2 separate regions of the Homo sapiens genome follow, and region 1 is linked to region 2. The links are chromatin loops, found by intact Hi-C in ENCODE. Cell type or tissue: HCT116. All regions are shown on one strand. Each heading gives the region's core, and the rest is flanking DNA. Links, peaks and the distances in the headings are about the cores only. Region 1 holds the start of MIR3663HG (MIR3663 host gene). Region 2 overlaps SHTN1 (shootin 1).

What was found. Hi-C counts contacts between places; a loop is a spot of excess contacts. Peaks named below come from ENCODE experiments on the same cell type or tissue, not always from the same donor. Only the 100,000 strongest peaks of a DNase experiment are listed, where the experiment ranks them.
Region 1: it touches region 2 in a loop (6-fold over the local background); 5 of 110 quality-filtered maps call a loop at or near these places.

What each region holds. Positions count from the first base shown.
Region 1 is chr10:117,160,558-117,172,431 of GRCh38, reverse strand. It overlaps MIR3663HG (MIR3663 host gene), which reads left to right and starts at 3,377. Exons shown (of 3, transcript NR_121651.1): 1 at 3,377-3,572; 2 at 11,592-11,818. MIR3663 (microRNA 3663) reads left to right here and starts at 4,658; the gene lies at 4,658-4,754. RefSeq lists an enhancer at 6,285-6,839. In HCT116, for the core only: CTCF peaks have their summits at 3,902, 4,103 (motif pointing right) and 6,454; DNase peaks (open chromatin) are centred at 4,154 and 6,481; H3K4me3 peaks cover 1,392 bases; H3K27me3 peaks cover 103 bases.
Region 2 is chr10:116,940,889-116,952,762 of GRCh38, reverse strand. It overlaps SHTN1 (shootin 1), which reads left to right. Exons shown (of 17, transcript NM_001127211.3): 6 at 757-854; 7 at 3,766-3,847; 8 at 7,745-7,839. Among named protein-coding and RNA genes, the nearest start is that of SHTN1, 58 kb to the left of the region's middle. In HCT116, for the core only: a CTCF peak has its summit at 5,352; DNase peaks (open chromatin) are centred at 4,762 and 5,422; H3K4me3 peaks cover 1,356 bases; H3K27ac peaks cover 2,143 bases.

The DNA.
Region 1 (11,874 bases), core at 2,207-10,206, 220 kb before region 2:
TTTGTGACATGTTTACCTCAGTAGGACAGTTATTGTAGGAGGGAAGTCGGGAGCCAGTCTACCCACCAAACCTGCAGAACTAAAGAAAAAGACTCCAATCTGTCCCGCAGGGTGCATATTACTCCTTTCTTGGATTGTTAAATTCTAATTATAGGCTGTTGATCCCCATTAGAACCATTTGTAAGCCTAAACACTGTTGTGCAGCATCTTTTGCCAATAGGTGTGTTTCATTCCAATCGTTGTATAAAACATAACATTCGTGCTTTTGGGGGACTACAACAGGTTAGTGTTCTCTGGCAAAGTTGGACAAGAAATAGTCAAAATATGACTCAAAACTAAGATAGTGCAAACAAAAGTACACTTTGCCTTGATGTTTATTTATTAGGGATTTCTGAAACCCTAGGACACTAGAGCTCACCTTTCAGATCTCAGACCTCAGATGCCACATCGTCAAGGAAGCTCTCCTGGACTGCCCACTTCCACATTCCTGGGACAGCAGAGATCTCCCCCAGCCCTGCCTGGCACTTGACACAGTGGATCATTTCACAGGACTGGGGGATTAGTTAACTGTCTTTCCACTAGATGGAAAGTTTCAGAGGAATCCTGTCGGGATTACCGATGCCTAGTATGATGCTTAGCACACAGTAGGCATTTAATAAATGTGTTGTGTAGTGCCTGTGTACTGTTTTATTTGGGAATCTTCAGAAGGTAAGAAAAGCAAATGGATACATTCATAATAAGTATGAGATGTGGAGAGCAAGCAAGTCCGTAGATTATAAGACGTAAGCAAAATTCATAGTATGTGTTAAGTAGAAGAGGGGATGAATAAGATGGAGCTGTGAGACTCAGGAAGAACTCACAGAATTCACATGGATAATGAGTAAATCAATAACCTGTGGGAGATGTTGAAGACAGATACAATAAGTGGAACATATAATAGAACAAACCAGAGTGCTATGGACCAATAGAGAGACATTAAAAGACCAAGTTGTAAGATACATTCATGCTACATCAGGGCTGACAGCTATCTGATTCCCAAAATCAGCCACTCATCCATCGGTGACACCCATTATGGTCCCAGTTGTGTTCTGCCCAAGAAGCACAGATAAACAGAGAGAGCTGTTCAGGAGGCTAATGGATGCTCCTGCTGTGGCCAGGAGAACTTGCCCCTGGCTCTCCAATAGCAAAAGCGTGTATCGTTGCCTCGGGCACCTTCTTTCTGTTGGGTCCCTTCACTCATCCTCAATTATGGTCCTTGTAACCACATCATTAAGAAAGAAAGTTAATATGGGTGGGAGGGATATGGGTGGGAGGCAATATGTGAACATTGCATATTAAATGGCCCAGGATTCAGGAAGGGGACTTCCCACCTGCTTCTGTGGTATATGTGTTAACCTACCCCATCTCTTTCCTCTTGCTTCTCATTGTGTGTTTAAAATTTATTCAACAATCTGTATGATTCAAGTATCTTAACTAGATCTTTCTATTGTATTACCTCCAGAATAGTTTGCCTGGTAGCGCAATAGTTTGCCTGGAGATTAATTTCCTATACAACATATTGAAATAGTGCATTGTGAATTGGCTACTATGACTGCTGATTAGGGTGAGGGTTAGGGTTAAACCAGTTTCTGAATCTAGCTACTCCCCCCTACCATAAAAACCACTTGCATTCAACAATTAGCCATTGCATTAAGTGCTAAAGATACAATGATGAGAAAACAGCCATGATTCCTGCCCTCATGAAGTTTAGAACAGAAGAAAGACTATCTGGTAATCACACAAATAAGTAACAAATAAATCTAACGTTTTAACCAGTGATAAACCCTCTGAAGAGAAAGTGCACTGAGGTCCTCTGAGAGCATATGCCAGGGGAATTTGACCCATTCAGAGAGGGTTAATTAAGCTAAGGGAAAAGGCATAAATGTCTCAGGCAGAAGGAATTGGCTATGCAAAGGCCACGTGATGGGATGATGTCATCAACCATTCTTTCAGCAGACAGCACTGACCCCGTGTGCCCAGCCGCATGCTAGAGGCAGGAATACAGGGGAGAAAGACCAGCACTGCCCCCAAGAAAAGCCCACGATGACTGTCGGACCTAGGAGGATCCTTGGAGAACCTGAAAAGGTTTCACATTGCATGGAGGATAAGACTAGAGCCTTATAAGATAAGACATCACTGAGAGTTCAGTTGTTAATCCTGGGAGGGGTGAACTCATGAATGATCACTGGGTGTGGTGGTGCATCCCTGGCTCTAGTCTTACCCTCCATGCAACGTGAAAACTTCTGATGCCCCAACTCAAACCTAATTTTCAAGCCTTCGTTAGCTAAAATCTCACCGAAGTCCAGCTTTAGGAGAAATAACAGATACTATTCCCTGGCTTATGCCAAACTCTTTACATGCATTGTTTTGTTTTTTTATCTTTGTAACAACCATGTGAGATTGCACTAAACTGACACTCAGAGAGAAGGTAAGTCATGCCCCCGAGTCATTCAGCTAATAAGTGAAAAGAAAAAAAAAAATCAAGATCCAAACCCAGGTCATTCTGGCCCTAGAGCTGAAACTCAGTGAAAACCAAGCTCTAGCCAGGAATTGTGGTTAAAATAAAGCTTCAGCCAGCTGGATACTCCAGGGTGTTTAGGAATGTGAAGTTTGTGGGTATATCTTGGTATTGTGGTTGTGTTGATGCTATTGTAGTTTTGGTAATGTGGTCATCTCTTGACAGTACATGCTGAAATGCTTGCAGATTAAGTGTGGCAAGGTCCAGGTTTTACTTCCAAATAATCTGTGTGAATAGGGGAAGCAGTGTGTGTGTAGGTTTTGACAGCTGGGGAGGCAGAGTCCGTGGGAAGGAGGGGAGGAAATAGATTGACCATAAAATAGATTTGCCTTCGTTATTTGGAGGTTGGGGACAGGTGCATGGGAGTTCACTATAATATTCTCTTTTCTTTCCTATATGTTGGAAATTTTCCATAAAATGTTTTTTTCCAAAACAAGTTAAGTTCTGGGTTATGTTTTGATGGCCTACTCCTTCATCTCCAAATCCCATAGACTTTCACAATTATATTTGCCCCCGTAATTGGAAGTTGTATGGGGCTGTTTCAAAAATCTGAGTCATCAAAGATGTAATTGACTTCCTACCGCCGGATTAGCAGGCAAAAATGTACCCGATACTTTCTCTACCGGCGCTGTGTTGGGCTCTGGGCTGAAACCCAGTCTCTCACAGGCCCTCGGAACAGCCCCACCAGTTAAGATCCATCCCTGACTTCCAACTCTGTAACTAGGGACAAGTTAATTGACTCCTCTTAGCCCTTAGTGTCCTCATCAATTATTACGTGGTAATAACCCCTCAGAGAGTCGCCGGGAGAATTAGCTCGGCGCGGTGCATGGGGCTAGAACTCAGGGCCCAGCAGGTCTGACAATGCAGGTTTCCCCGCTCGCCTGTTGGGTTTTTGAAACGCCCTCAGCGGGGTTTTCCTCCTAATTCTGGTTTGGAGGAGCCATCTCTCTCCATCCCGTCTGCCAGCGGGGTTTGCTTCACACACAGACGTGGGCAGATGGCATCGGGGACACAGGTGTGACTGCCGAGAAGGTTGCGGCGCATTGGCGGTTCGGTTCACGGGACGCGGGCGTGGGGTGTGTGGGGTGGGATGGTGTCGGGGGCGGGGGGGGGTGGACAAGAGGGTGTTTGGTGGTGGTTGGGAGTCCCGGCGATCTTTTTAAAATTCAGATGCCAACAGTTCTCCACCCCTGAACTTGAATGGGCTTTGGGTTTTTGTTTATTTGGGGCTTTTCTCCTCTTCCAAAGCACAGCGCTTGCCCCCAGCGGCCTGGCGTCGGGCTGGAGCCCGGCAGAGGGAGGGAGGAGACCGGCATCCGCGCTCGCTGATCAGAGAGAGCCGGGCCTGCTGCTGGGGAACGTGGAGGGGCTCCGGACAGCCACGCGCCCTGGCCGGTCACGGAAAGCTCTGAGGGACATTCGGTCGGCCGTCGGGGAAGAGGCTGGCCGCCGCAGCGCGAACTGGGGGTGCGGGTGGAGCGGCTAGAGGCGCCGGGGTGAGTGGGGATGGAGCCCCGAGGGCGTGGTGCGCGCTCGGCTTCCTGCCGCCAGGGGGCGCCCACAGGCAGAGCCGGGCGGGGCGGCAGCTACAGAGAGAGGGGTGCGTGGAGAGCGACCAGGCCAGGCCTGCAGAGCGCAGCCCCGGCGCCATGTCTCCAGGCTCGTTCCGACTAGTGTTGGGTCACCCTCGGCTCAGCCCCGGGGGAGGACGAAAGGGTTGCGTGCAAGGCCTAGCACCCAGTGGCCATTCATTAAATACGTGCTGGCTGACGAGCTCAGGAACGGCTCTAGGGAGCAGCTGGCTCGGAAACCTCAAGTCCAAGCCCACTCATTCCCGTCTCCCTCCCCGACGGCCTTTTAGTTACCGTGCCCTGGGCCGCGACGGCTTCCTTTTAGATTGGGGCAGCAAGGGAGCCCCTGCGCAGCGAGGACGCCGACGGGGCGGCGGGGAGGGGTTGTCCGGCGGTATCCCCGCTCCGTGCTCCTCGCCTTCCACTGCCTCCCCGGGACACAGCAGTCATGGCTTCGACTGTGACTTCTTAACTGGCTCCTCCCTGATCGCTGAGCTAAGCCACAGGAGAAGGGGAGGAGGGCTTCCTTCCCGGGACCTTGGTCCAGGCGCTGGTCTGCGTGGTGCTCGGGTGGATAAGTCTGATCTGAGCACCACACAGGCCGGGCGCCGGGACCAAGGGGGCTCGACAAGAGGATCTCAGAACAAGCTGAGTCTCTGGAACTAGCTGGGGTGCGTGGAAGTACGCGCCACGGCCCGCGATTCCTGGGAGCGTGTCTCAACTTCTGCCAGTGCCAACGCAGGAGAGAGAATTGCGGCTCAGAGAGGGTAGCGTGAATGGAAACCGAAGGGCGAGAGCTTGGCTCTCTAATGCCACCCAACTTAGTGGTTCAGAGCTTGGCCTCCAAGGAAGATTCAGTTCAAGTCCCCGCTCTCCAACTTACCAGCTGTGTGATCTTGGGGGAAGTTAACCTCTCTGAGTCTGTTTCCTGCTCTGTAAAATGGAAATTTAAAAACTTAAACATCTACTTCGGTCGAGGCTGTTGTGAAGAAGTGGGATTGTGGGTGCATAGCTCTTAGCACAGTGCCTGGCACAGGTTAAGGCTGGATACGTGGCAGCTGTGAGGCCCAGTGTTCTCGTAGCTGGCCTGGCCAGATGCAATCATAAGCGAAGATGACTCACTTCCCACAGCAGAGGTGTGCGAAGCCCTGCGCACCTGCTGTAGTCTGCACCCGGGCAGAAGAGAACCCAGGAGCGTCGGGACCTCCAACACTCAGCCCTCAGGGCTGAGGACACTGCGCTGTTTCTGCCCCTTCTAAAACCGGAGGCCGCGATGCCCCTGTGCAGTACCGGCTGGCGCCCACCCTACAAGCTGATTCCTGGGGGCCTTTCCTGCAGCGGACGCCGGCAACCATCACGACCGACCTTGACTGAACACATGTGGGCATCCTAAGGACATTACCTCAATCCTCACACCATTCCTGAAAAAAAAAAAAACAAAGAAACTGGTGCTCAGAGAGGCGAAGTAACTCACTCAAGGTCACACAGCTAGAGGGTGGCCAAGCTGGGACTCCAACCCACTCTGGCTCCGGAGCTGGCGCCGCTTCCTTCCTACCTCTCTATCAAGCTCAGTCTCAAAGCCTGGGACAAACCATCCGGTTGGGGTGGGAAAGGCCACGCACGTCCTGGGGTCGAGGACCCTGTGCCCACGACAGCAGTCTTCTCGGCACCCGTAGAAGCCAGTGCCAGACAAGTTGGGTTGGAAGGGGCAGGCTGGGCTGGCGGAAGGGGGCTCTGGGCCCCGCCCTGCCTGCGCCCCCCGCGGATCACGCCTCCGTGCTCAAGCTCCTGCCAAGTTTGCCCCCATCTCTCAGGTGCCCTTGGACTGAGTGACTAAGCACCTCGGCACCTCTCCAGCCTGGGGTGCGAGGAGGGGCTGGCCCTGATACCCACTTCCTTTCTTCTCTGGAAAGCCAAGGTGCCAACGAAAGATGCCCTGGAAGCTGGTGTTCCTTAAAGAATGAACAGTCCCAGCTCCAAACGTGTCTCTCTGAACGCAAGCCTCTTCCTTCCGTTCGCCTGGGCCTGTAGTCGAAGTCTCCTTGGGTCCCCAGCCCCCTCCCGGGTAGACGTCAGCCTGGAGGTGGATGCCGGAGTCGAGAAGGGTTGCGGACCATGCTGGGGACCTGGCTCAGGCAGTCAGGGGTCCGGGTCCTCTTTGGGGAAGTGAGCGCTTGAGGAGGAGGGAGAAAGGCTTTTGAGTACGGCTTGGGGGGACTTCTTGAGGTCCCTCGGGATAGCTTCTCTGTTAGGCGTGTAGCCAGGAAAGGAGAAAAAATCTGTCCCGCGCAGCCCAGGGAGGAGCCTTGCAGCTGCGGAGGGGGGCACTTTCGGCGCTGGATACCAGGGGGCAGTGCTGCGCAGCGAATCTGCCGGGCTCCAGCCGGCAGCCCGGGGCAGCAAGTTTGCTGAATTCCCTCTGTCTCTCGAATCCGCTACGAAGTTCCTCCCAGGGCGCTCCTGACGCCAACAGCCCCCTCGCCCCGTAACATGCGAAAGAGGGCACGGTCCTCTCTGTCCGCGCGTTGCCGTCGGTGCGGGCGTCCTGGCTGTCTTTCCTTGGTAAAGGCAGCTACCACCGGGTTGGTTTTTGACCACTGACTTGGCCCTAGGGAAACGTAAGGTGGGGTGGCGGGGTGCCCCGTCGGGTTTTTGCAGGCCGTGTGAGCAACCTCAGAGTAGAGGTTTGAGGGGACTTTCTCAGCCTGGGCTGGAGCCCCCAAAAATGCAGGCGCCGCCTTTGAGAGGAAAAAAAAAAGCGCTGGAGGTTGGCCGCCTGCATTTGATCGCCTTCCGAGTTTACGTAGAAATCCATCCGAAGAAAGGTCCGATAGAAGGCGGAGAAGGCGGAGGCCCACCCCTGTCCAAGTACGAGCCATCCCCAAAGTACAGGGATGAGAAGGGGGGCTGAACCTTCTCTCCAGGACCCAGCGCCAGGCCCACTACACCCCCAGAATCGGTGTTGTTTGGGAAATGCCTTTCTATCCTAAAGGAGGCTGTGTCCAGGCTTAAAATATGCAGAAGCAGTGAGCAGACGGGACCCGGTGACGTGCGCGGGGCTTTTCCCACCCAAGGGGCTAGGAACTCCACTCCCTGTCCCGTCCCGGGGAAAGAGACCGAGCACTCGGCTCCGGGGCCAAATGTGAGTCCAGGAGCTTGGTGAAATAGAAACCGGACATATTCTCTTTGGACTCGGCCTCCTTTTGCTGGGATTTTTGTTTTTGGTTTCTCTCTCTCTCTCTCATAGCGCTTTGCAATACATAAAATAAAAACGCATGTCTGTGTGTGAATGCTTTGCCCGTTCTTTGAAGAATTCACACTTTAAAATTGCTTTCTGTGAGCGCAGAGGAAGAACATATAAACCACCGTTATGTAATTTGAAACCATCAATAGCCCCCTTTTAAGGTTGTCTTTATTGTGGGAAGTCAAGGTAATGATTTTGTCGCTGTCTAATTTCATCCCAATGTATGGCGTTGCTTTTATAGCCTTTCAAAGGTAAGTGAAAGGCATCAATCTAGGGCCCTTTTTCTGGCCGATTAACAGTTTAAACTGGTTTTCTAACCCTGTCACAACTATTGGGCTGATAAACAGGATTTCTGCGGAGGCATTAGCAAGTCTGTAAATAAATCATTAAAAAAAAAAAACACACACACACACACACACCACCTCAGGCAATTCTAAGTTCCTCTGACAAAAATAAACCATAAGTCCACAGGGGTGTATGTGTGTATGCATGTGTGTGTTTCTCACCTCCAAGAAGAGGTAGTTACAAGTGACCTCTCAAGAGTTATTTGTGTCCTGGTTATTATTATTACTACTATTGTCATAATCTTAGGAGAAAGTGAACAAGCTGACGACACAGGGATGGAAATCAATGAGCTTGTGGGTTCTGCATTGACTCTACCTTATTGTAGGAAATGTCCCCCTTTAATCATGGGTAAGCCTGGCGCTGCTGCCAACCTTCTTTGACATAGAACGGTCCAAATAGAAATATCCCGTTTTATTGCAACGGGTCCTTGGAAGAAGATACTTTATGTGGACGGTACTGGGACAACTGCTGAAGAAACGACAGACATGAAGGCATACTTGACACCAACATAGAGATACCCATCCGTCACCTTTGATCTCCCCTCCCCCATGCCACTGAGAAATAATTTTTTAAAAAATAGAAGCAAAATGGCAAACTAGACAATTTGAGACTTAAATAAAAATAGCTTTAGGCCCAGACCCACTGGAAGCTTTTTCTTTTTGACGCTGCCGTGTTTCTCTGATGCAACAGAAACCTCTGACCCCCCGCCCGGGGTCTCGCACCAAGGCCAGACAGCCCCGCTCCCGGGGTCACCCGAGGGTTACCTTTGGGTGCAGGCGCGGCCTTTCTCCGAAGGGAGGGGCAGCTCCCCTGCCCCTGCAAAATGAAGGAGAAATGATAAGCAGCGGTGAAACCGTCTAGAGGCCCAGCCTGGCACCCGCCCCGCCAGGTGCTGGGGGAGGCGACAGCCTGCAGCGCCAAGGGGATGCTCCTCGGGCGCAGCGGGCGGGACAGCTTGGGCTGTCCCTTTTGTTTTCAACGCTCCTCTTGCGGCGAGTTCCGGGAGTTTAGGGCCCCGGCCCAGAAAGGAAAAAGCGAGAAGGCGCGTCTGGGCTCTGTAGGAGTGCAGCCGCTGCCGAGTCCAAGCGGCCCCAGGCCAGGCCAGACGTTGAGGTGAGGTTGCCCAGCAGGCGGGGACCCCAGCTCGGAGAGGGTTCTCCGCGTCCCCAGCCGTCGGCGCAGGAAGTTGAGGCGGCCAACATGCCTTCGTCCCCACTCGACTCCCGGGCCCACGTGCTGGTCCACGCCGGGGACCTGAGAGCATCGCGACTAGGGGGCTGCGGGACGCCTCCCGAGCGTCGAGGAAAGACAGGACCGGGGGGAGCAGGCGGGGCCCACGCGGTTGCATTTCTCGCCCCGCCGCCGCCTTCAAGAAGCAGAACCCGGAGCCCCACCTGCACCCTCACTCCGGCCCCCGAGCCCGGCCTGGCCGGCAGTGCTCGGGGAGGCCCTGGGTGGCGCTGTCTCCTCCCCTCCTGCAAACGCCACCGCCAGAAAATCGCTCCCACCCCACCCGGCCAGGCGAGCCACCGACCCGGGGCTGCGTCCGCCTCGGTTCAGCCTCGGTTCAGCCTCTCCGGGTGCGGATCCCGGACCCGGCCAGCAGACGGAGGCTGGCGGAGCGCAGAGTCCCGGCGACTCCCACCTCCCGGAGGGGGCACGGGGACTTGCGTGGGGCGGGCGGGGGCCGGGATTCCGGGCGGGGCGAAGGGACCCAGCTCGGCTGCGGGGCGCGCGGTCGCTCTCCCTCAGGACTGCGGCTCGGATCCCTCCCTACCTCTCCCGGTCCCTCGCAGGACTCTACATCGCCTTCGGCGTTTCCTCTCCCTCCCGCAGTTTCCACCCTTCGGCTTGTCTTACTCTCGGCTCCTTCGCCCACCCTTTCCTCCCCATCCTGTCCCCCGCCCCCACTCTTCTGCAGTTTGTAACTGAGAGCGCCCCAAACAACCCCATCAAGCCAATAAACCCAAAATGTGAGCACTGCCCAAACCCGTGTGCTTATCCTGCCGCTTCTAGAAGGCAAATTGATACGGGGTGGATTTGGAACGGCTTTCTCAGAGAGGCCCGAAAGCTTTCAAAAATTCTAAGTCAGGAGACAGCTGGCTGTTTTCTTAGCACCTCTGCAGCGCTGAGGATGTCTTCATCCTCCTCAGACACCCCCAGCCCGGGGATGTTAGCCCATTGCCCAGATGGAAGACAGAGCAGGGAGGTAACCCCAGCGGTTACAAACTTGATTCTTCTCATGTGGTGGACTCCAGTCTTTTGAATACGATCTCTACCTCTTGTTTTCCCTTCTTATTTAATTTCTTGATGTTTTCTTGGATGGTTTAAGCGACAGGAGGAAGAGAGGGCAAAGGCAGCCCCCGTACCTTTCAATAGAGTGAAATGGCCTGAAATTACAGCTACATAACTATCAAAAATGAAACTGTGTTTGTGAAAATCTGTAACCCTAGCTATGTAATTGGAGACATTCATGAAAGAAGGATATTGCACAGGTGAAAGTGATTTTTCAATTGCTTTCATATTTTTAATATTTTTCCAAATTGTTGAGAGGACTTTTCCTGAATACAAGGATGAATGTTTCGGCTTGGAAAGTTCAGTGTAGCCCTAGTCATTGGAAGGCTACAGTTATCATAAATTGCTTTTAAAGTGTTTATTAAAGTGATTGAAATTTGTTTCTTTAAAAAAAAATAGTCTCTGAACTTGCAAACTTCCTACCTTACCAAATAGACTTTCCTGAGACTTGAAAATGGTTCCCATGAACTTTCTCATGGCAAAATTACACAGTAAACATGTTCCTGGAACTCTTTTTTAAAAGGAGTTGGAGCCCAATCTTCACAACCATTCATTTTCCTGCCAGATTCTTTGCATTGGGCATTTCCTTGTGTGCCTGGGACCTTACTGTTGTTGAAGCAGAAGTTCTCATATAGGAAATTTTGCATTACTGAAGAACTCTGCTTTAGGGCAAAGGCTGAAATGATACAGGTTTAGGCATCCCATGCCTACTGAGTGAGAGGTCATCGCATTAAATATTTTGAGCATGCTGACAAGGTAAGGAAGATGCAGAAACTCCTGACCAGATTCATGAAGGCTGAAGACAGAATTCTAAGCAGTCCCTTGTTTTGCATGAAGCACTGTGATATTGAGGAAGAGGAGGCGTTAAGATCGGAATTGCCCAAAGTGTCTACACACCTTCATATTTGTTACTAATTATCACCCCTTTTCCACTTCTCGTTGTGTTTGGCCAGCCCTGAATACCTGGAGACTGATCCGAGAACTGTTTGCTTTCGTTTCTTCCCACATATTTTTATTAACAACTTGAACTGATCCTGCCTAATCCAAATTCTTATACTTTGATCTTGTTCCTTAGCATCCACATTAAAGAGTTTTTCTGTTTCCACCAAATTTTTACCTCCCCCCCTTAACTTTTTCCCTATGCTAGTTCTCTCTGCTTATTATTCTCCCATTTATTCTCTCGACTTGAGGTTTCTGTGATGGTTACTTACATTAGTGACCACATTGCCAAAGCACCTTCAAAAGTAACTGATGCCCTTTATTACGTACTGGAGTTGCGTTTAACCAGGGAATCCTCATCAAGCCACAAAGGTGAGGGAGAAAACTGAGATAATTACATACAGGTAACAGGGCAAAAACACTGTTTTGTCTCATCATTGAGTTTTTTCCAAATGAATGTTTTTAAATTAGAAATATCAGATTAATGACTGTAATAAAAATATAAATTGCCTCTTTCCAATGTGTATTCAGGCCAGGATCCTCTTCTGCCAGTGACACCATGAAACAGAAAAGTTGTGTGTCTGGCCCCCAAATGCTTAGTTCCTGTTACTAACAATCGATATGGCGTTCTTCTTTGTAGGGAAACCTGACCTTAGAGGAAATGGAAAAGTTGGAGAGACACTGAGCACTGATACGAAATAATTCTCTTGCTGAAATACACGAAAGGAGTCCCAGCAGCCATATTAGTATTTCCACGTCCTGTGTCAGCCCCAAGTAGAGAGAACTTGGAATGGGAGGGGAAATGGCAGCCATCAGGAAATGAAATGCTGGCCCAGAGAATTCTAAGCAAGTCAATCACCAGTCCAAGTAAGGAGGTGTTTTTTGTTTTTGTTTTTGTTTTTGTTTTTGTTTTTAAATATCCA
Region 2 (11,874 bases), core at 1,921-9,920:
AACCTAAGTGACAAAACAGTAGGCCAGAATATGAATTTGAGTAGTCTGTGCTAATCTATGTGTATTTTCAAACATTTGAGTGACAGAAGTAACTTTAACACCAGAAGCTTTTGCGCTTACAGTTGATAATACTCTCATTCTAGTGACACACTTTTCATTGAATCCTAATAATAAAACTATGAAATAAATTTAAAAACAAAACACCCATGACTCTAGAGAGAAAATTACTAGAATTAACCCTTCTTTCAAATAGTTATATTTTGAATCAGTTCAAATAATGTCTAAGGACTATAAATTGGCAGCAAGTCAGGATCTTTTACTTCTAATCAAAATATCCAAATTATTAACATCCCAATTGTTTATATTTTATTGTGATAACAGCCCATGGCATTATGAAATAAAAAAGAAATTAGTACTACACCTTAATTTGTTTTGCTGAAAACTTAAAAAATTTTACTTCCAAAATGCTAGATAGTTTTCTAGAATGTGGTTTTGATAGAATGCAAAGAAAACATGATCTGGTACATTTAATGTAGTGAGGTTGCCTGATATAAAATTGTTAATATCCATGGCTATTTTGGGGAGGGCCACGCAAATGAGATTCTCATTGTCCTTTGGTTCTTCATTTCTTTTTAATTGTTAAATAATCTTGACCATAAGCTGCACATGGACTGGCATTTTCAATTCTTTTGACCAGATTGATTTCTTATTTTAAAAATAAGTTTATTTATATATTTTTTTTCTTTAAAAATGCAGAACTTCGAGATCAAATTGTATCTGTTCAGGAGGAAAAGAAGATTTTAGCCATTGAGCTGGAAAATCTCAAGAGCAAACTCGTAGAAGTAATTGAAGAAGTATGTATCTCAGGCCTGAAAGGCAAGGGCTTTAGCATTTTCAAGGTGTTTGGGGATTTGCTAAGTTAAGAACTTAATATTATAAGCCAATTTCTAACATGAGAACCATGTACCAATTTTAATCTTCTCTCCTCAATTTCAGACATAAAAAAAGGTAGAGGAAATAAGATGATGAAGATTCATGTACCCACTAGCTAGCTTAATAAATAAAATTCTGAAATAGCATGGACATGTTTCCTGTTGTTCCCCCAGTTTTTGCTATGTAAGGCAAATTTGTAAGAATAGTAGCTACTATTTCAAGTCATATATTTTATTGCTGCTGGTAGAGAAAGAAGAGCATGTTTTGCTTTTCCGGTGAATGACTGGTTCAATTGGGAAGGACTGTCCCTCTGTGCATCTCCAACACAGGCATTTATGATAGGTGGTAGGATGGGTTCAAGTGGTTGTTTACAGAATCTTTCTTTTCTGGTGTTTTGTTTTGTTTGAGACAAGACCTAACTCTGTCACACTCAGGCTGGAGTGCAGTGGCATGATCACAGCTCACTGCCGCCTCAACCTCCCAGGCTCAAATGATCCTCCTGCCTCAGCCTCCCAAATAGCTGAGAGTACAGGCATGCGTCACCACGCCTGCCTGATTTTTAAAAATTTTTATAGAGATGTGGGTTCCTGTATTTCCCAGGCTTACCTTGAACTCCTGGACTTGAATGATCTTCCCACCTTGGCCTCCCAAAGTGCTGGGACCACCAATGCAAGCCGCTGCCCTGGCCTCTTTTTCCTTTTGAACTGTCTTTCAGAACAAGACCCTCACAATTGCCTTTTATTTGCACGAGGCTTCAAGGATTTGCCTTCACAGTCTTGATTCTGGATTTAATTTGTATCAGTGGTTCTTAGATTCTGTAGCCCAGCACTTCCCAACTGATGTGCCAACTGCAGCTTGATAAAGTGACTTATGAGCATGCCAACGTATTGATCCTGTCAGTGAGCAGCCTCATCCAGTTACCTCAGTTTGCACACACATATTGTCATTTTCTTGGAGGCCATGATGTAAAAAAGGTTGGAAAGCAGTGTCTGCCAACTTCCCAGCCTGAGCTCCTTTTATTATTGTGGCAAAACATTGTAACGAATGGGAAGAAGGAAGATGATATTTTGGAAAGGACCTTACCGTTGGACAATGTGTACCAGTTACTAATTTAAACCAAAACCAAAAATAAAGCCTACACTAAAAGAACCAGTTAATAGATTATCTGGAGGTGCTGATGGATTCAGAGCCACTTTCAGGACCATTATCTTTGTTTCTTAGTGTGCTCTGTTCCTCAGTTGTGATTATTTACTGATGATTCTCTCGCTTCCCACTTAGAGGTATTATTGGAAGACAATTCAACAATTATTTTTATTATGGCTATTTCAGACATCTGAGAAGGCATAATGAACAAAATAATGGGGCTGAGTTCAGTGGCTCACGCCTGTAATCCTAGCACTTTGGGAGGCCGAGGCAGGAGGATCACTTGAGCCCAGGAGTTGGAGATCAGCAAGACCTCCTAGCAAGACCTCGTCTCTCAAAAAAATTTTTAAAAATATTAGCCAGGCATGGTGGCATGTGCCTGTAGTCCCAGCTACTCAGAGGGCTGAGGTGGGAGGATTGCTTGAACCCAGGAGTTCCAGGCTGCAATGAGCTATGATCGTATTACCACCCTCCAGCCTGAGTGACAGACTGAGACCCTGTCTCTAAAAAAATTATTTTTAATGAACATCCATATACCTGCTACCCAACTTAATTCACAGAATATTAGCATGGTGATGAAAGCCCTGGTGTAACTCTTTCTGGTTGCATACTCCTTGCTCCCTGCCCAGTTTCCCTAAACAACTGTTATTCTGAACTTGGTGTTTATCATGTCAGTGCATATATTTACATGTTCACTACAATACATAGTATTTTGAGTGTTTTTAAATATTATAAACATGCCTGCTTTCTAAATTCAATATATTTGAGATTTATCTTCTACCTTGATATATGTAGCTTTACTTTATGTTCTTTTTTTTTAAAAAAACTTTTCTATAGTATTCTCTTTCGTTGATAGACATCAAAAGTTACTTCAGAAATTTAAATTTTTGTGGGAGTATTTATATGTGTTTTATTTAAGCCAAGAGTCATCAGAGTTCAAAGTCTTATTTTAAAAGTTCATGTTCATCTTACTTAAGTCAAAAATAATCAGCATTTTTATTTTATTGTATTTTATTTAAATTATTATACTTTAAGTTCTAGGGCACATGTGCACAATGTGCAGGTTTGTTACATATGTATACATGTGCCATGTTGGTGTGCTGCACCCATTAACTTGTCATTTACATTAGGTATATCTCCTAATGCTAATCAACATTTAAAATGAATACCAAAATTGAGTATCGGATCTTGACTAAATGATTCTTGTATTTTCTGGGTGATCTTTAGTTGGATTTTTGCATTAAAAATATGAATCATGGCTGGGTATGGTGGCTCACGCCTGTAATCCCAGCACTTCGGGAGGCTGAAGCAGGAGGATTGCTTGAGCCCAGGAGTTCGAGACCAGCCTCGGCAACATAGGAGACCCCATCTCTATATTCTTTGTTTTTTTTTAATTAAAAAAATATGTATCATATACATTGGATGGCTAGCATACTGTTATGTTTAGGTGCCAGTGCCAACTGGAATATATAAATAAGTTCTGTACCAGGTATACATCCTAACTTAAATAGCTATCCTTGAAGCTTTAAAGAAGAGCTTTAATAAAAAGTCCTAACACATTGAAACCAATTTCTGCTTTAAATTGTAACTTCATGTTGAAAGTTGAACAGCAATTGAGTATCACACATTGCCATATGTCCTGTTTTACAATTTTTGGTGTTTTCTCCCCTCAAAATTTCACATTTTTAGGTAAATAAAGTTAAACAAGAAAAGACTGTTTTAAATTCAGAAGTTCTTGAACAGAGAAAAGTCTTAGAAAAATGCAATAGAGGTAAGTCTGTCCAGTCTTTTTTTCTCAAATACGTATGCGGTGTGTTCTGTTTGCATATATTGTGTGTCATTTTACACCTGTGCCTAAATATGACTGTAAATAAAATCTTCTCCTATATTGTGATTTTCTAGCATTGTGTCTCTCCCATTTCCATTGTTTTATTACCCAACTTAGAGTCTGGGGACATCTAAAAGTGATTTCACTTGAGGAACAAGGAACCCACTCATTTTGAAACTTCAAACCGAAATACTATTTCTGTCTTACATATATCCAGGGATCATGGCCTTTTTAGCTCTCCCCTCAGCATTTATATGTTTGGTAGGTTATTTAGTAAATCTCAATCCAGAAGAGGTTAGGCTGTCTACATAAAACATGTAACATTATGTGATGAAATTTTAAATTAAGAGGATGTGGAAAAAGGGATAAAGGAAAGTAAGAGTTAGATTGGTATACAAAGTGCATACTTGTTCTGAGGTCTTGCACATTTCCTGCCTGTGTGTTTGAAATCTGGTTCTGAGCTGTCTGACAGTCAGTGCAATAAGAGATTGATGATCATTTAAATGAATCACATGAAAATGAACCTAATGATCAGGAAAAGCAGACCTGCTCTCCTGGTGAGAGGGAAGTGTCTCCAGTGGCTATATCCAGAGAAAACTTTGTGTACTTTGGGCAACAGTGACTTTATCCATCTAGTTATAAAACACAGCATCAGCTCTCATCGGGGCTGTTTCATGTATCTCCCAGTTTAAGACAAGGAAGTGATGCCAAAGTGTAGTTCTGCAAAAATAATTCTGGAAGTGGTAAGAAGAACTTAATATACTTTCTGTTCTCTCTTTTTCCCTCAGTCACTCTCTTTCCTTGTTTAGAAGCTGCAACACTAACAGGAAACCTTTGCGACCCAGGGCCTTCCCTATTGTTATTGGTGGTAGCTGTCAATCTTTTTGTGATTCATCAACTGGGAATTTTTTTTGTAAATAAAGGACCTTGTAGTTAAATGTGGGCAATATGCTGGATTGTAACATTTCTCCAAGTCTTTCTGTATTTAAAGATAGAAATGGTGTAGAATTTTCAGTCTTGATTCACTGTGCTAGGAAAAGGGTTCTGCAAGGATTAATCATGTAGATCTTGCCTTCAGAGAGTCCCCTGTCTAGGAAGAGAGAAAAATTATATAAATAAATACCTGACTAGGACCAACCTGATTTCTTTCAGATTCCAAGTCAGAAGGGCCAGGACACGTGAAAATTCCCTTTTTATTATAGTGTTCTGGACATAGAAAAGAGAGTCAATTATCTTGCCTGGGCTTCAGATCGTCATAGTGTTCTTTGTTTTCTTCATGAAATTTCTTGTTTAAATAGGCTTGAAAATCATTTAGCTCTCAGGGACCTATAATTCACACCAAAAAATCACCACTCTTATTGCTTTACTTATTAGTCTTTCATCTGAAGAGGCTGTAGATTGAGTACAGAGTTTGAAATTCTATGTCATTACGCAGCAAACCAGTCCTTAAGTCAGTTAGGATTGAAGTGCCCTGGTGGAGCAGTGTGTGAAGGCAGCTGTTAAGAGAGCCTTTTGAAAGATTTTGTTGGTATGACTCAGCTCAGGGTGGAGGTGACTCACCAGAAGTGGATGGACAGTGTGCTGTCTGCCCAGCTTGTGCCTAATATCTAATGGTATCGTCACTCCCTCTGTCCTGTCATTATCACTATTTAACAAAATAGGCCACTGAATGTTGAAAATAGCAAAGAATTTATATTACTTTTATTTGACAGGACCTTTTGAAGCTTTCGGTCTTGCAGTAACTCCTTGGTACAAAGCTCTGATTCTTTGGTTCTGAATGCATCTAAGGCTGTTTCTCTCCTTTGTAAATATGGAGAACACTTAAAAATAACTTATATGTCCAGGCGCGGTGGCTCACACCTGTAATCCCAGCACTTTGGGAGGCTGAGGTGGGCGGATTACTTGAGATCAGGAGTTTGAGACCAGCCTGGCCAACATGGTAAAACCTCGTCTCTACTGAAATACAAAAATTAGCCAGATATGGTGGCACGCACCTGCCTGTAATCCCAGCTACTCAGGAGGCTGAGGCAGGAGAATCACTTGAACCTAGGAGGCGGAGGTTGCAGTGAACCAAGATTGCACCACTGCCTTCCAGCCTGGGCGACAGACATAGTGAGACTCCATCTCTCAAAAAATAAATAAATAAATAAATAAAACATATATATATATTATATATATAAATCATTTTATATATTTATATATAAATCATTTTATATATTTATATATAAATCATTTTATATATTTATATATAAATCATTTTATATATTTATATATAAATCATTTTATATATTTATATATAAATCATTTTATATATTTATATATAAATCATTTTATATATTTATATATAAATCATTTTATATATTTATATATAAAATATTTACATTTTATACATATGTATATACATATACATAATTTATACATTTATTTACATTTAATATTATATATAATACATATATTTTTATACATAAAAATGTATATATTCAGGTAGTATACTTTTTTTGGTGGAAAATTTAGATTCATGTAAGGAAAGAAAAAAATCTCAACCTTTACAATCCAGAGATAAGCACTAGTACCATTTTAGTGTATATTCTTCCAATCTTAAAAAAAACTCTCTCTACATATATACATATTAAATGTTTTGTTAAATATGTTTATATATATATTTATATATATATGGAAGACAGAGGAAATACCAGTAAAAGGAATCTCTTTATACTTGCTGGTACCTTACAAACCCATGAACATCCCTCTCTACTCTTACCCCTCCCTTGAATTTTTATTATTTCCTTTCTTTTATTTGTAGTTTTGCCAAATATGTCTATATCTCTAAACAGCATTGTTTAATTTTGCATATTTTTGAACTCTATGTAAATGGAATCATTTTTCCTGTAACCTTCTGCAACTTTTTGTGTTTGTGAGATTCATGCATGTGGACAGGCATAGCTGTGGTATGTTTGTTTTCACTGCTATATACTATTCCATTAGATGACTACACTAAAATTATTTTAAGTAGTATCCTATTGGTAGACTTTGGGCTGTTTCCATATTTCTGCTATTCTGAGTCATGCTGTTATAAAAAATGTTAGACATGTCATCTGGTGCACATGTCCAAGAGTTGCTTTAAGACACATGCCAAATGTCAAATTTTATCTTCAGTTTTTTTTCACTGCATACCAAATTTAATAAAACCATGCTTTAAAATTTTTACCAGTTGCCTCTTGGATGGGTGTAAGAAGTGTTTTTACTCTGCATTTCCTTGATTCCTAATGAAGATGAGCATCTTTCCACATGTTTATTGGCCTTTTGTATATTTTCTATTCTGTGAAATGGCTGTTGATGTGCTTTATCTGTGGCTTTTAAAGAACAAAAATGAATTCACTTTGCACTAATTTTTGCAATCTATTTTTAAAAATACATCACAGATGTCTTTCCATTTACTAAGTATGCTTCTACAATATAATTTTGATGGCAGAATAATATTTCTTGTACTACAATTTACTCATTCTTCTGTGTTAGAGTATTATGTCATTTCACTTTTATCAGCAATGAGGTAGAGAGCATCCTTGCAACCAAATGTCTGTATATGCTCATGTGTTACAATCTTAGCATATGCATTCCTGGAAGTGGGATTATTCAAAGTGTATGAATAGTTTTAGATTTTTGATTCACGTTGCCAAGTTGCTCTCCAAAAAGGTTTTATCAGTTTGTATGCCAACCAGGAATGCATGAGGGTACCTGTATGCTGGTATGAAAAATCTTTTCAACACTGTTTTTCATCCATATTCCTGATTATTTGTGTGACTTATTGTCTGGGTTTTTTTTTTCCTTTATCTTCTTAAGTGTCCATGTTAGCTGTAGAAGAGTATGAGGAGATGCAAGTAAACCTGGAGCTGGAGAAGGACCTTCGAAAGAAAGCAGAGTCATTTGCACAAGAGGTGGGTATCTTGTAAAAATCTTATTTTTTTTCTTGAGACAGAGTCTCGCTCTGTCACCAGGCTGGAGTGCAGTGGCGCAATCTCGGCTCACTGCAACCTCCGACTCCCTGATTCAAGCGATTCTCATGCCTCAGCCCCCCGAGTAGCTGGGATTACAGGCACACGCCACCGTGCCCAGCTAATTTTTGTATTTTTATTAGAGATGGGGTTTCACCATGTTGACCAGGATGGTCTTGATCTCCTTATCTCGTGATCTGCTCGCCTTGGCCTCCCAAAGTGCTCCCAAAGTGAGCCACCGTGCCCAGCCGTAAAAACCTTTTGAATTTTTGTTTTGTAAGGGACCTTGCAGACGACATATCAGACAAATTCTTGAGGTTGAATAAGAACTTACCAGTTTGAATTAAGGATCTGCTGGTTTAGGGAGGCAGATATAGAATAGTATCAAGTTCATTGTCAAAAGATCTGGGCTCAAATTTTGGCCATGTCAGTTACTAGTTGTAGTAGTGTATGACCTCTGAGCAATTCTTCAGCCTCTCAGGGCTTCACTTTTACCATCTGTAAAATGGACAATAATACAGACCTGACCAAGTGGATTTTAATGGCAAAATTTAAAAAAAGTGTTGTATAAACTATAAAATGCTATGTAAGGGAAAGGAATTGCATTTGGAGACAACCCATGACTTGTGATGGAAAGTCCAACTTGGGTACAAGATGCCTGTACATTTCAAATAGGCTTAAAATCTGGGATGTATCTCCATATACCATCTCAGATAACAGTATTATGGTATCAGTATTTCTCTTCAGCCATTGTGCAGTGCTGTCATTATGCCAGGAAGTTCTTCCACTGGCTGTGGAACACTGCCATGTAGTACATTCATTATCTCAGCGTTTCACCAGCCTACTGATCTTCCTCTTATGTTAGAGATCAGCTTTGAATCTCTTGTTCCGGCTTACCTGTTGACATGCAGTCGTTGGGTCTTCCATGGCCCTGGGGCTCATCCAGGGGGATGAGGAGTTCACCAATGGGCTAAACTCAAAAGCTGGTCTGCAATGAGATCTCCATCCTGTGGGTGTAGTTTGAATTTGTGTGCATACTGTAGGTTGAAGGAAGATAGCTCAGGAAATGTAAAACAGTCCTAGGTAGAGGTATCCAAGGCATAGAAGGAAGACAAAGCATGGCATTAGGGGAATGACATTTGAAAATCCAATGATGGTTTTGTGGGGGTCTTTCTGTGCTTGAGCATAGCTGTGCTAGCAGTGAACTCTACCGAAGGTTTAGGCCAAGTAGATCTGATTTGAAATATTATGATTCGTTTTATTTAGAGAGTTTAATGAAAGGTGAGTAAATATTTTTCTCTTATTACTTGGAAGAAAGAAAAAAGAATTGAAGTGTGTCAGAGCTCTCTGGAAAACGTTGGAGCAATATAAATAATGCAGTGAAATAAACAGTGGAGGGGGAGGGGAAGCAGGGATAATGTGAAGATGCCTTTATTGCAAAACTGGAAAGGTCGGCTGATTTTGACCTGAATAGCAGGTCTCATTTCAAGACATGTTCAGTTTTCCATCTGTTGTTTGCACAATGATGTTAGAATACAAAGCAGCTCAAAGAAAAACTTGAAGGCCATGTGGTAGCAGAGAAGACAGATGGAAGAAGCAAGGTTGCAGTAAGAAGACAAAAATGAATGATTGACTCTGCTGTTCACCTGGTCTTCAGTCTTAGTGGTTGGTGGAAACAATAATGCTGACATGTTAACCCAGAATGAGAAGGTAGAAGTTTGAGGAGAGAAAGAAAGCAAGAGCAATGGTACTTACGTTATTGGCAGCATAAATATTTGCAGTGGCACTCAACAATTTTACAATATCTAGATTCAATCTACACAATAGTGAGAAGAAAACTTTTTTTTAAAAAATAGCACCACGTTGGAACTAGTATATTTTCCTTTTTACAAAGTTTATGCATTCTCAGGTTTTCAACAGGTAAGTACTGCACAAAGACACATAACTTAGTTTAACAACAGAGTCCCATTCTTTTGCATTTTACTTACCACTTAGGGCATGCAGCAAACATCTTACTGTGCCAGACACTGTGCTGACATTGGGAATCCAGTGGTGAAGAAAGCAAATGTGAGCCCTACCCTCTTGGAGCTTATAGTCTAGAGCCTTAGAAATCAATTTTTAAGGTTAATTTACTTTATATTTTTAATTAAAAAGGAGTATGTGTGCCTTGCACAAAGATACAAATATTTTCTAAATGTATAAAATAAAAATTGAAAGTTACCCCCCATTCTTAACTCCCGCTAGTTCATTTAAAAAACAAAACCAAAAACTTAATCCCCCTCAACAAGAAAACTATCAGTTGTCTTCATAACTATATTAAAATTTTAAATTTCTTCAACATAATTAAATTTTTTGACCAGGCATGGTGGCTCACGTCTGTAATCCAAGCACTTTGGGAGGCCGAGGCGGGGGGATCAATTGAGGCCAGGAGTTCAAGACCAACCTGGCCAACATAGTGAAACCCCATCTCTACTAAAAATACACAGATTAGCCAGGCATGGTGGCAGGCACCTGTAGTCCCAGCTACTTGGGAGGCTGAGGCACGAGAATCACTTGAACCTGAGAGGCAGAGGTTGCAGTGAGCCGAGATTGTGCCACTGCACTCCAGCCTGGGTGCCAGAGCGAGACTCCATCTCAAAAAAAAAAAAAAATTACTGTAATCATAATGGTCACCCAAAACAATTCATTTTAATTAAATCACTGGTCTGAAGTTTAAGATACTGTGATGAAATATTGATTACTCTTTCTTAGAATGCTGAAGCTGCATCTCACCCTTCTCCAGCCAAGTGTACATGCACATACTCTTCCTCACTGCAGTCTCTATACCTCTCACTCTCACACAAATGGAAGAAGAATGTGGGTTTCATGTATATGCAATTGTTTATTTACCTGTTTGACTTTGTAATGTGTTTTAATTCTGCAGAAGAACCCTGTCGTAGTTTTGTAGGCTTTTCATAAATCCCTAGGCAAAGAAGGAAAGCTTCTGACCTTTTTTTCCCTTTCATAGGAAGACATACTGGGAAGAAAATGTTAGTGTTTTAGTATACTGTATTCATGACTTGACTTTGATGTGGAAGTCGATACTGATCAAGAGCTTAAGGATTGTATAAATCATTAAAGCTGTGGTCTTGCCACATGGAGGTTGATGGAAAATATTTTTGTCCTGAGTTTTATTTGCTGACTTTTTCTGTTACATGATGGGTGAAGTTGTTGAACAAACTAATATGAGGGCTTTAGCAAATCATTTTGCAGTTCAGAGCTTTCAGTTAAGTTATAATGTAAATTTTAAAATGCTGTTAAAAATCTGAAAAGGTGAAGCTCTATTATAAAATTGGTAGGCCAGATTTCAGAGTTTACAAAAACATTTCATACTTGGAATCACTCACTGGCCAAATTGGGTAGAGTGTTAAGGAAAAGAAATAACAGGTAAATAGAAATCAATATTATTTTCAATCATGTAAAGTTGTGAGGATTTGATGAATAACATATAAATTGCTTAATACAGTGCTCAATAAAATATACTGTCTCCCTTCTCCCCTTTACCCTTCTACTGTTAACTACTTTTATCACTAGGGAGAAACTAATTAGTTTAAAACAAAACATTAGATCTAGCAAATAGTAGAGGAACTTAGCCAGATGGTTAAGAGCTTGGGCATGTAAATCAGATATGGGTTTAAGTCCTGGTCTTGTCACTTACGTGTGTTCTTGGGAAAGTTGCTTAACTTCTTTGAGCCTCAGTTACCTTATTAGTAAAATTAGATGATAGTAGTGTCTACTTGATAGTGTTGTTTTAAGGATTATATGATATAATGAATGTAAAATGATTCCCACCATATCTATCACATAGTGTTTAGTAAATGTTACCTATTCATAGTAGAAGCACTTTAATAGGATTGATGTAAGGATTAAAATAATCCATATAAAATATTTAGTGGAGTACACAAGGTAAATTCTTGAGAAATATTAGCTACTACTATT